Linked DNA regions of Homo sapiens: region 2 is linked to region 1. The links are chromatin contacts, found by Hi-C in ENCODE. All regions are on one chromosome and are shown on one strand. Each heading gives the region's core, a stretch centred on a gene start or an enhancer-like site at or near the end of the contact. The rest is flanking DNA. Distances are from core to core; before and after follow the strand shown.

Region 1 (5,312 bases), core at 1,759-4,258:
CGGAGGCGGGGCGACACTGGCACCAGAGGTGCGCACTGCCAGGGCTCGTTAGCGCTGGCCCAGAAGCCGCTCCGCACTCTCCGCTCGTCTGGGCCACAGCAGCCCGGGCCGGCCCCCTCGGCCCACGTCGGCCAGAGGGTTACGCTGAGCTCGGTCCCATCACGACATCCTAACTAAAGCTGCCTGCCGACAACGGCGCTTCCGTGTCCGCTGGAAGTGACGTCAGCGAGGCGCCGCAGGCTCCGCCCCCAGTGGGCCCAAGGTAGGCGGGGCCAAGTCGGCCGGTGGGTGGGCGCGGCCTGTTGAGAACGCAGTGGGGCCGCGAGCGGCAAAAAACAGGCTTGGGAAAGGCGAAGCCAGCAAAGTCGAAGACACCAGAGTGGCACCGGTTTTGTGAGAGCGCCCAAGCTTGACCTCGGGCTACGCTCAGCGAGCGACAGAGCAACGTCGCACTGCATTCTTACCAAACACCCAGGTGAACGACGCATCCAACGATTTGGGAGCTCAGGACCCATGGTCCCTAAAAGGCAACAATTAAGACTCCCATTTAGACCACGAAAACTGCAGTCCTCTATAGCACAGTGCTTGGTACCTAGTAGGCATACAGCCTAATAGTACCCTTCCTTAGTTCTGCTGAGTTGATTCCACAAATATTTACGGAGGGCACTCTATAGCCATGTCTATCCTGAGTGCCAGCTATATACCAGGAGCTCACAAGAGTTTTGCTATTTAGTCTTTACAGTAATTCTTGTAAGCACTATACTCATTAGCACTATTTTACAGATATGAAAACATGAGGCAGAAAGGTTATACGTAACATGCCCAAGGTCACACAGCTAGTAAGTTTAGGAGTTCTAATCAGTCTGATTCTCAACGTATCACGTGCTGTGCCAGATGGTAACACCATTAAGAGACACGACCTTGCCCTCAGGGAGCTCGCAATCTAGTGAGGAACCAGACATACAAATATGTCCTGCTATCACACCAGTATGTCTGGGTATATTCAAAGTGGTATGAAAGTTAAGAGGAAAGAGGCCTGTCTAGGTGAGGCATGGAAGGCTCTTGGGAATAATACTTTGGGATTTGAAGGATGAGTCGTGATTGTCCACCTAACCAGAGATCAGGGAAACTAGCATTCCAGGCAGGTGGAAAAAAATGCAAAGACCTGTAGGGTATCGGAGTTTGACTCACCCAGAAAGCATTCAGTAGCTTAGGGTATGTGAAGGAGGTGACAACAGAGGGGCTGGCACAATAGGTAGGGACCCAACTTATGGCATTTAAATTTTATCTTGGGTTATAGTAAGGCCCTAATGGATTTTAATCTGAAAAGTGGGATGTCATCAAGACTTGTATGACATGTTGGAGGGAACAAGGGGCAGGAAACCTGTGAGGAGACTTTCAGTCATGGGGAACAGAAGGTAGTGACAACAGAGATGGAAGCAAAGAGGCTGATAAAAGAGCTAAATGTAGAATTGACCTAACTTGGTGAACACTAGTTCTGTTATTATATTGGAACTCTCTAAAATGTACTCTTCAGCCTCGTAAAAGCCTTCTTAGGGATGCAAGTCTATGACTGAAGAGAAAAGGAAAGTCATTCACTCACTCATACCTGTTTCCCAAAGTCTGTCCTTGTTACAGACTTTGCAGATCAGGATGGGGCAGGCCCTGGAGGTCTGTTCAGACCCCGTTTCTCAGTGGCCCAAATAACATCAAGCTGTATTATACATAACATTCAGTCACATTATCAAATCATTTTAAGATTCACCATAACCCCTTAAGTTAGAACAAGTCTCATTTTATAGATGATGAAATAACGGAAGAGTTATGAGGAGTGCTGAAGCCAAATCCTCAAGAAATGGCAGAATTAAGATTTGAACTAAAGCCTGAAATCACGTGCTGGCAAGTGGTGGGTGCTCAGTAAATATCTGCTGAAAAAGCAAATGAATGAGTGAAGGTTTTTTTATTCCCAGCTCAGTTTACCTCGAGTCCATAAACAATTGATCCTAGAAGCCCACTGGGAATCCAGAGTAGACATAACACCTACCCTCGCTCCATTGAGAATCTATCAGTCCAGTTCAACTGAACAAGCATTTGTTAGGCCTAATAATGCCTGGCAATGAGCCAGTCTCCACCGCAGAAGAATTTCATTCCTATTTTGCTATTCTCCTCTCAGATGTTAAAATGAGGCAGGGAAATGACATGTGAAGCTCTTTGGGTCTACGGAGTCAAGATCTTCACAAAATCCTGAATGGATGTGCAAGAATAAGCCAGGTCCACAAGTCTGTGGCAAAGTGAGGAACTTCGGCAAAGCGGCCAGCGCCTGGACTGAGAGGCGGGGCCCGCAGGGCGATCCAAACGAAGGTGGACTTCTCCAACAGCCCAGGAGTGGGTCTGTGACCCCGCCGCCCAAGGCCGGGAATCTTACACTGGTTCTGCGGATTGGGAATTAGGAAGTAGGCGTTTTGAGGAACCATGGAAGCTAGCTAGCACTCGGGCACCTTCCCCTACCTCCCGCGCACTCTTCACACGACCACCTACTACGCGCAAGTCCCTCGGTGGAAGATGAGGCAGTAAAGGGAGGACCAAGACCCCTAATCGCAGCTTCCACTCCCCAAAGGAGAGTGGTGCACACGTTCAGTGCTACTGGTTCCCAAGGGCTAAAACCGGAGCCCCTAGGGGCCTGGACGCAACAAACCAAAGCCCAGCGGCCGGCCACTGAAAATGGGGGCAGGGGCCGCTGCGGAGCGATGAATCCTTTCCTCAGCCGCGCTCGGGCTGCCGGTTCGGCGGCCACAGGCCTGGCAGGCGCGTTAGAGACCTAGACCCGTTCCCAAGTAAGGGCCGCACGGGACCCAGGCCAGCAGCGGCAACTCGCGGAGCTTCAGCTCCCCTAGGAGCCAGAGCCGGGGGAGGCGGGGCCGAGAGCCGGGGGCGGGGCCCGGACGGGGGCGGGCCCGCGGTGACGTCGGGAGGGCAGCGACGCGCGGAGGCGGCGGCGGAGCCTCCTCCTGCTGCTGCTGCGCCCCATCCCCCCGCGGCCGGCCAGTTCCAGCCCGCACCCCGCGTCGGTGCCCGCGCCCCTCCCCGGGCCCCGCCATGGGCCTCACCGTGTCCGCGCTCTTTTCGCGGATCTTCGGGAAGAAGCAGATGCGGATTCTCATGGGTGAGGCAGATCGAGCGCGCGGCCCGGACCGGGGCGCCGGCCCCGGCGCAGCCCTTCCGCCCCCGCGTCCCTCCAGCCCCGCTCACCTGGGTCTCTGGCCCCGAGTCACCCACCTCATAACGCCCCGGGGCCTCTGCTCTCGGGCGGGTCCCGGTCTGCATCGCCGACCCCGGGGCCTGACACCCGGAGCTGCGGGCCTGGGTGGGGTGAAGCTCCCTCCGCCCCAGCCCGGCTGGTAAGAAGGGAGGATTCCGCCCTTGGAGACGACTTTTAAAACGAGCGCGGCCTACCTCCCGTGCCCCTTGCCTCCCAGTCCTCTCCCGCTCCGCGCCCTCTTTGGAGTTGGCTCACGCCACCCGACTGCCCTCCAGGCCTCAAAGGTAGATAACGACGCGCACCTGGAGGCGCTCCCGCTCTCCGCCCCAGTCACCATCAGCTGTTGTGGCCTCTCCCTTTCCCTGGTCTCTAGGGGGCTCCCTCGCTCCCATCTCCATCCCTGTGCCCCTTTCCGTTGCAGTTGGCTTGGATGCGGCTGGCAAGACCACAATCCTGTACAAACTGAAGTTGGGGGAGATTGTCACCACCATCCCAACCATAGGTGAGCCCGGGGACGAAGCAGGGAGCGGGAGCGCCGCGGCGGGCCCTCGCGGGGTCTGCTCCCAGTTCTGCCACTTTTCTGGAGCTGACCCTGACACCAGATACAGCTATTTGAGAAGTGGGTCAGGGTATCTCTACGTGGATACCGGAGGCAGGGTGGATGTGACCTAGCCCCGCCCTGTTGACCGCCAGTTCTGGGGTTCTGTTCCCCTGGGCCTTGATCATTGCCTTCTGGTTTTGTGTCCCTGCTGAAATCTAAGTAGTTTTAGTGAGTTCCTTTCTTTCAGGAGTTTTCTCATCTTTTTTTTCCAATTATCTGCAGGCTTCAATGTAGAAACAGTGGAATATAAGAACATCTGTTTCACAGTCTGGGACGTGGGAGGCCAGGACAAGATTCGGCCTCTGTGGCGGCACTACTTCCAGAACACTCAGGTGGAGTGTTGGGAGGGGACTTTCTAACCCCACGGGAAAAGGTGTTAGGGCTGGGAGAACAGAATTGTTGGCCTAGGCTGGGCCCCCAGGCCAAGGAAAAAACCCTTCCCCACTTCTACCCCTTCTGTTTGGCTATCCCCTACTCACTCTTCAGAACTCACCTTAGTCTTCCCCAGCTTGGACTTCTCTTTAGAAGCAGGATTCTGGGACCAGGCTGCCTGATTTAGCCCTCATAACATGTCTTTATTTCCTTGCACATCTTTGGATAAACTACTTCCTCTTTGCAGTGGGGTCTCTAGTTTGTGCCATGACTCCTGTAGAGCTTCTATAGAGTTCTGTAAACTTCTGTAGAGTTTACTAGATGAGAAGGATTGACACAATTACAAATGGGAAGAAAACAGAAAGGGCCACACTACGGTATGTCCCAGGCAGAAGTGATTGCTTCTCCTTTCTTCCTTCCTTCCTGCCCAGGGCCTCATCTTTGTGGTGGACAGTAATGACCGGGAGCGGGTCCAAGAATCTGCTGATGAACTCCAGAAGATGGTGAGTACCCAGAGCCCTGGGAACTGAGCCCTCAGCTTGGGGACAGAGTGATCTCTGTAGTGGTATAGAAGTCAGGGAGCCCCCAACAGGCATTGAAGACCAGGAATATAAGTTTTTCTTTGTGGACAGACACATTGTGTATCTCACCCTGTTTTGGATGGGAGTGACTTTTTCACTTTTTCTGTGCATTGTCTTGTCTTTTTTTTTTTTTGAAATGGGAGTTTTGCTGTTGTTGCCCAGGCTGGAGTGCAATGGTGCAATCTCGGCTCACTGCAACCTCCGTCTCCCGGGTTCAAGCAATTCTCCTGCCTCAGCCTCCCAAGTAGCTGGGATTACAGGCGCCCGCTGCCATGCCCAGTTAATTTTTGTATTTTTAGTAGAGACGGGGTTTCACCATGTTGGCCAGGCTGGTCTTGAACCCCCAACCTCAGGTGATCCACCCGTCTTGGTCTCCCAAAGTGCTGGGATTACAGGAGTGAGCCACTGCGCCCGGCCGCATTCTCATGTCTTTACATCTGAGTCTGAGAAGTTGTGGGAGAGATGGGACTTATATGTGGCAAAGAGAAACATTTTACAT
Region 2 (5,312 bases), core at 1,135-3,634, 580 kb after region 1:
AGTGATTCCAGTGTGTAGCTGGGGCTGAGAACACTTCTTTATCCAGTTGCTCCCATCTATGTCTCTTCCTCTAGTTCCTTCTCTCCACCCCACGTCCTACTGGCCTTTGGGATTCAGTCTAAGTGTCATCTCCTGTGTGGACCCGGCCTGCTTTCTCCAGCCTGCCAGAGTGCTCCATTCTCTGAACGCCAATTGCAAAACTTGTCCACCCCAGCTGAGCTGGCACCTATTCTGCCCCTCGGTTGGAATTTAGCTCTTGATTTTATGCCACTGGATCCCTGGTAAGTTTCCATATTTAGTCATTTGCTTCTCAGCTACCTCCACCTCTACCCCAAAAAGAGTGACAAGCATAATCATGCCTCTATCTGAAAGCAAGACTTGAACTCAGGGTTCTGCCAAGTGGTATTTTTGGCCCAGGGCTCTTTTCCTAGGGATTGGAAACCAGAAACATGTGGGGAAACAGATTGTGACTGAGGGGCAGGGGCATCAGCATGGCAGAGGAGTGTGGAGAGGGCCCTGCATGCCTCTCAGATGCAAGCTTGGAAAGTGGCAGGATGATGATGGAATGATGGTGCCTCTAGGGACGTTTGGACCTATGAGCTGGGAAATGTTGAGAGAAAAGCCTGGGCAGGGCCTGGGTTAGAATTTGTTGGTCACGGAAGAGGAATTGAGAGAGGAACAATTTCAGCATAAGTGACATTGGGCCAACTGAGGTTGTTGAATGACTGAATGAATGGCTCTTCAGTTGTATTCTTAGGAAGAATTTGGGGGGCTGCAGCACCTTCGCTGCCAGACAAGAGAGGCAAAGAAGGGGTCAGATGGAGGGTCTGTTGGAAAGGAGAGAGTCTGTGGCCACCAGAGGCCCAGCCAGCCAGAAGCCAAATCCCAAGAGGGTATCTCACTCGGCCATCTGCCCACCTGTAGCCCCTGGATTTGAGGGCCATTGATTCCTTGGCTGGGCCAATTTCCACTGCAGTCGAGGTCATTGCCAGGTCTCCACGTCTGTGCTGATAACTCTGCTTGATGATCCCTTTCCTCCAGTGTATGAAGGAGGTGGTGAAAGGAATTGCAGGGAAGGAGCATCACTTATCTTGAGTTATACCAGGACCTAATGGCAGTCCTGGAATCAGAAGCCAGCTCTCTTAATTCCTGACCAGGCTCTTTCTTCTTGACTCTGTTGCCAAAGTTAGTCACTTTGCCATTGTGGGGCTCAGAACAGGGCCTCTGGTTGGGGACTGGGGGGCTCTCCTCCTGGCCCATGTTCAACAGGAGGTCCCGGGTCTTCCCTGGCTGAGCCTATTCTTGCAAACTATGTGGGGGCTGATGTAGGACATAGAGTGGCCTCTGGGGAGACAGCCTTGTGGATCCTCACTAGGTCATTGGCCCTTCTGGCCCCATTGCCATCAGCGTCATATAGTGAGATCAGCTGCCTCCAAGCCCCATGGGAGGCCTGGTGTGAAGAGCTCAGCTCAGCAATGAAACCTATGGCCCATGTGATCAACAACATCCTGATCTCAGCAGACTGCTGATAGAAGGAGAGGTTAAGACCTATTCCAGAGCATGATTGGATTGGACAAGACAGCCAAGGTGCTCAACACATCAAAGAAGTCTTTCCACAAATGTGGCCATTCCTGCAGTGCTGCCATGGGGGAGCCACGACAACTTCAGTTCAGGCAACAACCCTCACCCCTCAATTGTACTCCAGCCCAGGTGACTGGGCCTGTGGGGAATGTCTAACCCAAGGGCTGTGATCTCTGGACACCCCAGGAGCCTAGAAGTGGCCTGAATCAGAGGCTCTCATTAACCTGGTGCCGACCTGAGTCATTCTGATTCTCTCCTTCATAGTAATTTGAACTGGAGATGTGGTGAGAAAGCCAGAAGGAGGCAGGGACAAATGAGTCATGAGCAACCTTCAGCGCAGCACTCCAACCTGGCATCTTGCAGCTCCTGCTGCCTCAGAGCTACAAGATAGCCCAGGGAGTCAATAGAGCCCCAGTGCCAAACAGCATTCCAGGTTCCCAGCCCCCTTCCCCTGGCCCCACCCCGCTGCATTCCAACGATAGCTAAGTCTGAACATACCTGGACTCCTAATTCCCTCCTACCCTTGTGCCTCCTCACAATGAGCCTGGTTACCTGAAGCAGCCTGTTACCAAAGGCCCCCTCAGTGGCAGCACAGACACTACTGGGGAAGAGCATCTCAGAGGCAAAGTGGGGTGCAGCTGTCCCTCCCACACAGAGAACTCCTCCACTCCCACCTTGGAGGATAGGGAGTGTTACATGAGGAGACCCGGCAGGCCCCTGGGACTCACAGGCTGCCATCAATGTGCTGACAGGCCTGGGATGCAAGGCTGAACAACCTGGGGCAACAGTGTGTCCAAGATAGGGCTGGGCCACAGAGAACCAGTCACAAGCCTGCATGTGTGTGCTGGGCAGGCAGCTGCCACATCCTTGCTGGCTGAGTCAGACCCCTTGGTCACTGAGTCTCCAGTTTATTGTTATTCACTGAATAACAGAAGTTTCTGTGGGCCCAGATGAGACTGGGGTCTGTCTGTCTTGTGATTGTAAGGCACTGGCTTTCCTGCCAAACAGCTCATTGCGCAGATCCAGGGCCTCTCTCCTTGGACCTGGGTGGACTCCAGGATCTCCTGCTGAAATAGCCAGGCCTCTCCTAGCCCAGGTCTTCAGAGATATCAACATCAGCACCACTCTGCATCTCAGGACAGGCCCTCGGCTGAGAGACAGTAAGCAGATTGCAGAGCTTCCTAGGCACCTACTGTGTGCCTGAGTGGCACAGCTGGGCCACATGGAGCACATGGAGATGGGTGAGACCAGCTTCCAGCTCTGAGAAGTTACAACCCAGCAGGGAGATGTGCAGCTTAGAGAACTAATCATCCCACATTGACACTGCAATGTGATCAAAGCCTTGAGAGCCATTCCCCATGATCCAGGGACTAACGGTAGGTGAGCTCATAGCTCTGGGGATCAGAGAGGCCTGCACGGAGGAATCAGCATTAGACCTGGGTTTTGGCGGCTGCATGGACTTCGACATGGAGAGGTAGATGGGAGCAATGGACTGAGGCAGTAGGTTCCCAAAAAAGGGACTTTCAATCTTTGCTGACACAACATTAATGTCAGTTGTGCCCAGGACTGTGCCAGAAGCAGCTGGGGGAACAGAGGTGAGTGCCATGTGGTCCCTGCCATGAGAGAGGGCCAAACAGGCAGATTTTGGCTGCAGCTCAGTGGGACAGGAGCTGCAGGTGAGGGAAGGGCAGCAGCGGTGGAGCCCAGCAAAGCAGCCTTGGTGCATGTCTTGCTGGGAAACAAGCACAGAGAGAGGGAGGTGGAGCCATAACCTGACCCTCCCCATCTCCACTTGATTGAACCTGAATCTGAAGGCATTGGAGAGCTGCTTTCGGAAGTCTGGAGCAGAGGCTGATGATATGGAGGGAAAGACCACAGATGCCATCTTTTTGGGGGCCAGCCTCTCAATGTCACTATTCTCCGAGTGTCCCTTGATCAGGTTTCCCCAAATATGTCTCCAGGGAATATGCATATGGTGGCAAGTGTTGGTTCACTCATTGCTGAGTGAACCGTGCACAACGGCAGGGGCAGGGGCAGGAAGAGGGCATCTCATTTCTTCAGCACATTCTAGGTACTATTGCTTGTCATCTTCACAACCGCCTGTGGGGTGGGCTCCATGACCCGGTTTTACAGTCGAGGCCCCTGCAGCTCAGGGCGAGACCAGCGGGGCACATGCAGAGGGAGGGCCAGGCAGCTCCCAGGGGGCCAGGCCAGGCATGTCCTCTGCAGAACTTGTTCTTTGGTGGGCTCCTACCTGAGGCGGGCAGCTGGGTTTGTTTGTCCACGAAGGTCAGTGCGTGGTTGCCTGCTCATCATCTCTGTGGTCAGCAAGGAACAAAGGCCAATAGGAGAATACCTGGGGTCAGGGGGCTGGGGGAACGGCGTGCTGTGCAAGACATCAGTAGGCTCTGTGCATGCACAGAGACCTTGGGGGACGTTTCCCTAAATCTCAGGCACACTCTTACACCCTCTAACCCCCCGCCACCCCCCGCCAGAAAAAATCTCACCCTGGGCGAGACAAGCCCAGGGTGAAATGAACCAACAGGGACCTCTCTGCGCCCTTCACCCGGTTCCTCTGGGAGGAAGGGGAACGCCAATGCCCGGGAGCGGCCTTTGGGAGGAAGGGGAAGGCTAATGCCCTCTCAAATGCTCTTCCCTGCTTCCCGCATCTACTCAGGTGTGTGAGGGAGCCCGCGGAACCCGCTCTGCCCAGCCGGCGCGCCCTCGACCGCCCTCGGAGTTCCGCGGCTCCGCGCGCCGCCTCCCCGCCTCCGCCGACATTCCGAGGCTCCGCGTTTGCCATTTCGATCTGGAGGCGCATTCTCCTCACCCTCGGAGAGAGACTGGGTCAAGGGCCCAGGCTGGGAAGAAGGGACAGCTAGTAAAGGAACTCTGCCCGCCTGGCCGGCGGAGAGCCGCAGAGAGAGGACGCTCACAAAAGTCGGTCGCTACCCGGCCCAAACGATTGTGGAGCCGGCGAGAGCAACTGGTCCCCCAGTCCTCCTCCCTGGAGGAGGTGCGGGGGCGCGGCAGGCGGGCTTGGCCCACCCCAGCCGAGGAGCTTGTGGGGGACGGCGGGCGGCCGGCTGGACCCCTGCAGGGCTTCCCCCACTTTCGGGAGCCCGAGCGGCCGAGGGAGAAAGGGCAGGGGCTCTCCGCCGTCCGTCTGGGAGAGCAGCTCCTCCCAGTCGGGCCCGCAGGTGTGGGTGGGGAGGGGCCGTGTCCGCCTCCGTGCTAGGTAGAGGGTGGGAGGAGGGACCTTGTCTGTCCCCCTCAGCTGGGTAGGAAACCCCGACTCGGACCTGTCCTTGAGCGCGGGGGATCTGGGCACCCCCTCCCCCAGCAGGTTCCCGAGAGTCCGCCCGAGGGTAGACAGACCTAGGCGTGGTGTGCACGCGCGCGTGTGTCTGTGGGTGTGCGTGCGAGCGAGGCAAGAGGGTCTTGGCGTCCCCCGCACCCTCTCTGCCGGGTTCTATATTTTGCCTTTCTTTGTTCTCAAAATAGTAGGCGAGCGCGGCCGGCGCTGCCCTGGCGAGGGGTGGGGGCTCCGCGCTCGCTCGCGCGAGCCGAGTTAGCTGCAGGGTTACAAACAGTATCTCCCTGCTCCCCCGGCCTGAATTAATGTGTTACTATTTCGGGCGAGCCAGTGTTTCCAGGGGAAACCTAATGACGCAATGACGTCAATGCAGGTCAGCAGCAGACTCTCCGGGAGGGCGGGCGGGCTCCCGGCT

The links. A loop is a pair of places that touch in the nucleus more often than their neighbours do.
Region 2: a map of Calu3 shows a loop between it and region 1 (6-fold over the local background). The contact joins the enhancer-like site here to the promoter of ARF5 in region 1. A Hi-C loop is called at or near these places in 1 of 168 maps with a recorded cell type or tissue (Calu3).

What each region holds. Positions count from the first base shown.
Region 1 is chr7:127,585,403-127,590,714 of GRCh38, forward strand. It overlaps ARF5 (ARF GTPase 5), which reads left to right and starts at 3,009. Exons shown (of 6, transcript NM_001662.4): 1 at 3,009-3,163; 2 at 3,681-3,761; 3 at 4,083-4,192; 4 at 4,664-4,735. The coding sequence starts at 3,097. LOC105375490 (a long non-coding RNA gene) reads right to left here and starts at 4,444. Exons shown (of 5, transcript XR_007060511.1): 1 at 4,354-4,444. It overlaps GCC1 (GRIP and coiled-coil domain containing 1), which reads right to left and starts at 194. Exons shown (of 2, transcript NM_024523.6): 1 at 1-194. It overlaps LOC105375489 (a long non-coding RNA gene), which reads right to left. Exons shown (of 3, transcript XR_007060513.1): 3 at 4,467-4,549. RefSeq lists enhancers at 1-542, 1,830-2,456, 2,457-3,082, 3,083-3,709, 3,710-4,335 and 1 more and a silencer at 2,846-3,335.
Region 2 is chr7:128,162,352-128,167,663 of GRCh38, forward strand. No RefSeq gene overlaps it. Among named protein-coding and RNA genes, the nearest start is that of MIR129-1, 43 kb to the right of the region's middle. RefSeq lists an enhancer at 4,944-5,312. Within about 2 kb of position 2,385, at least 4 of the 41 ENCODE cell types and tissues checked have a DNase peak (open chromatin) inside an H3K27ac peak, as active enhancers do.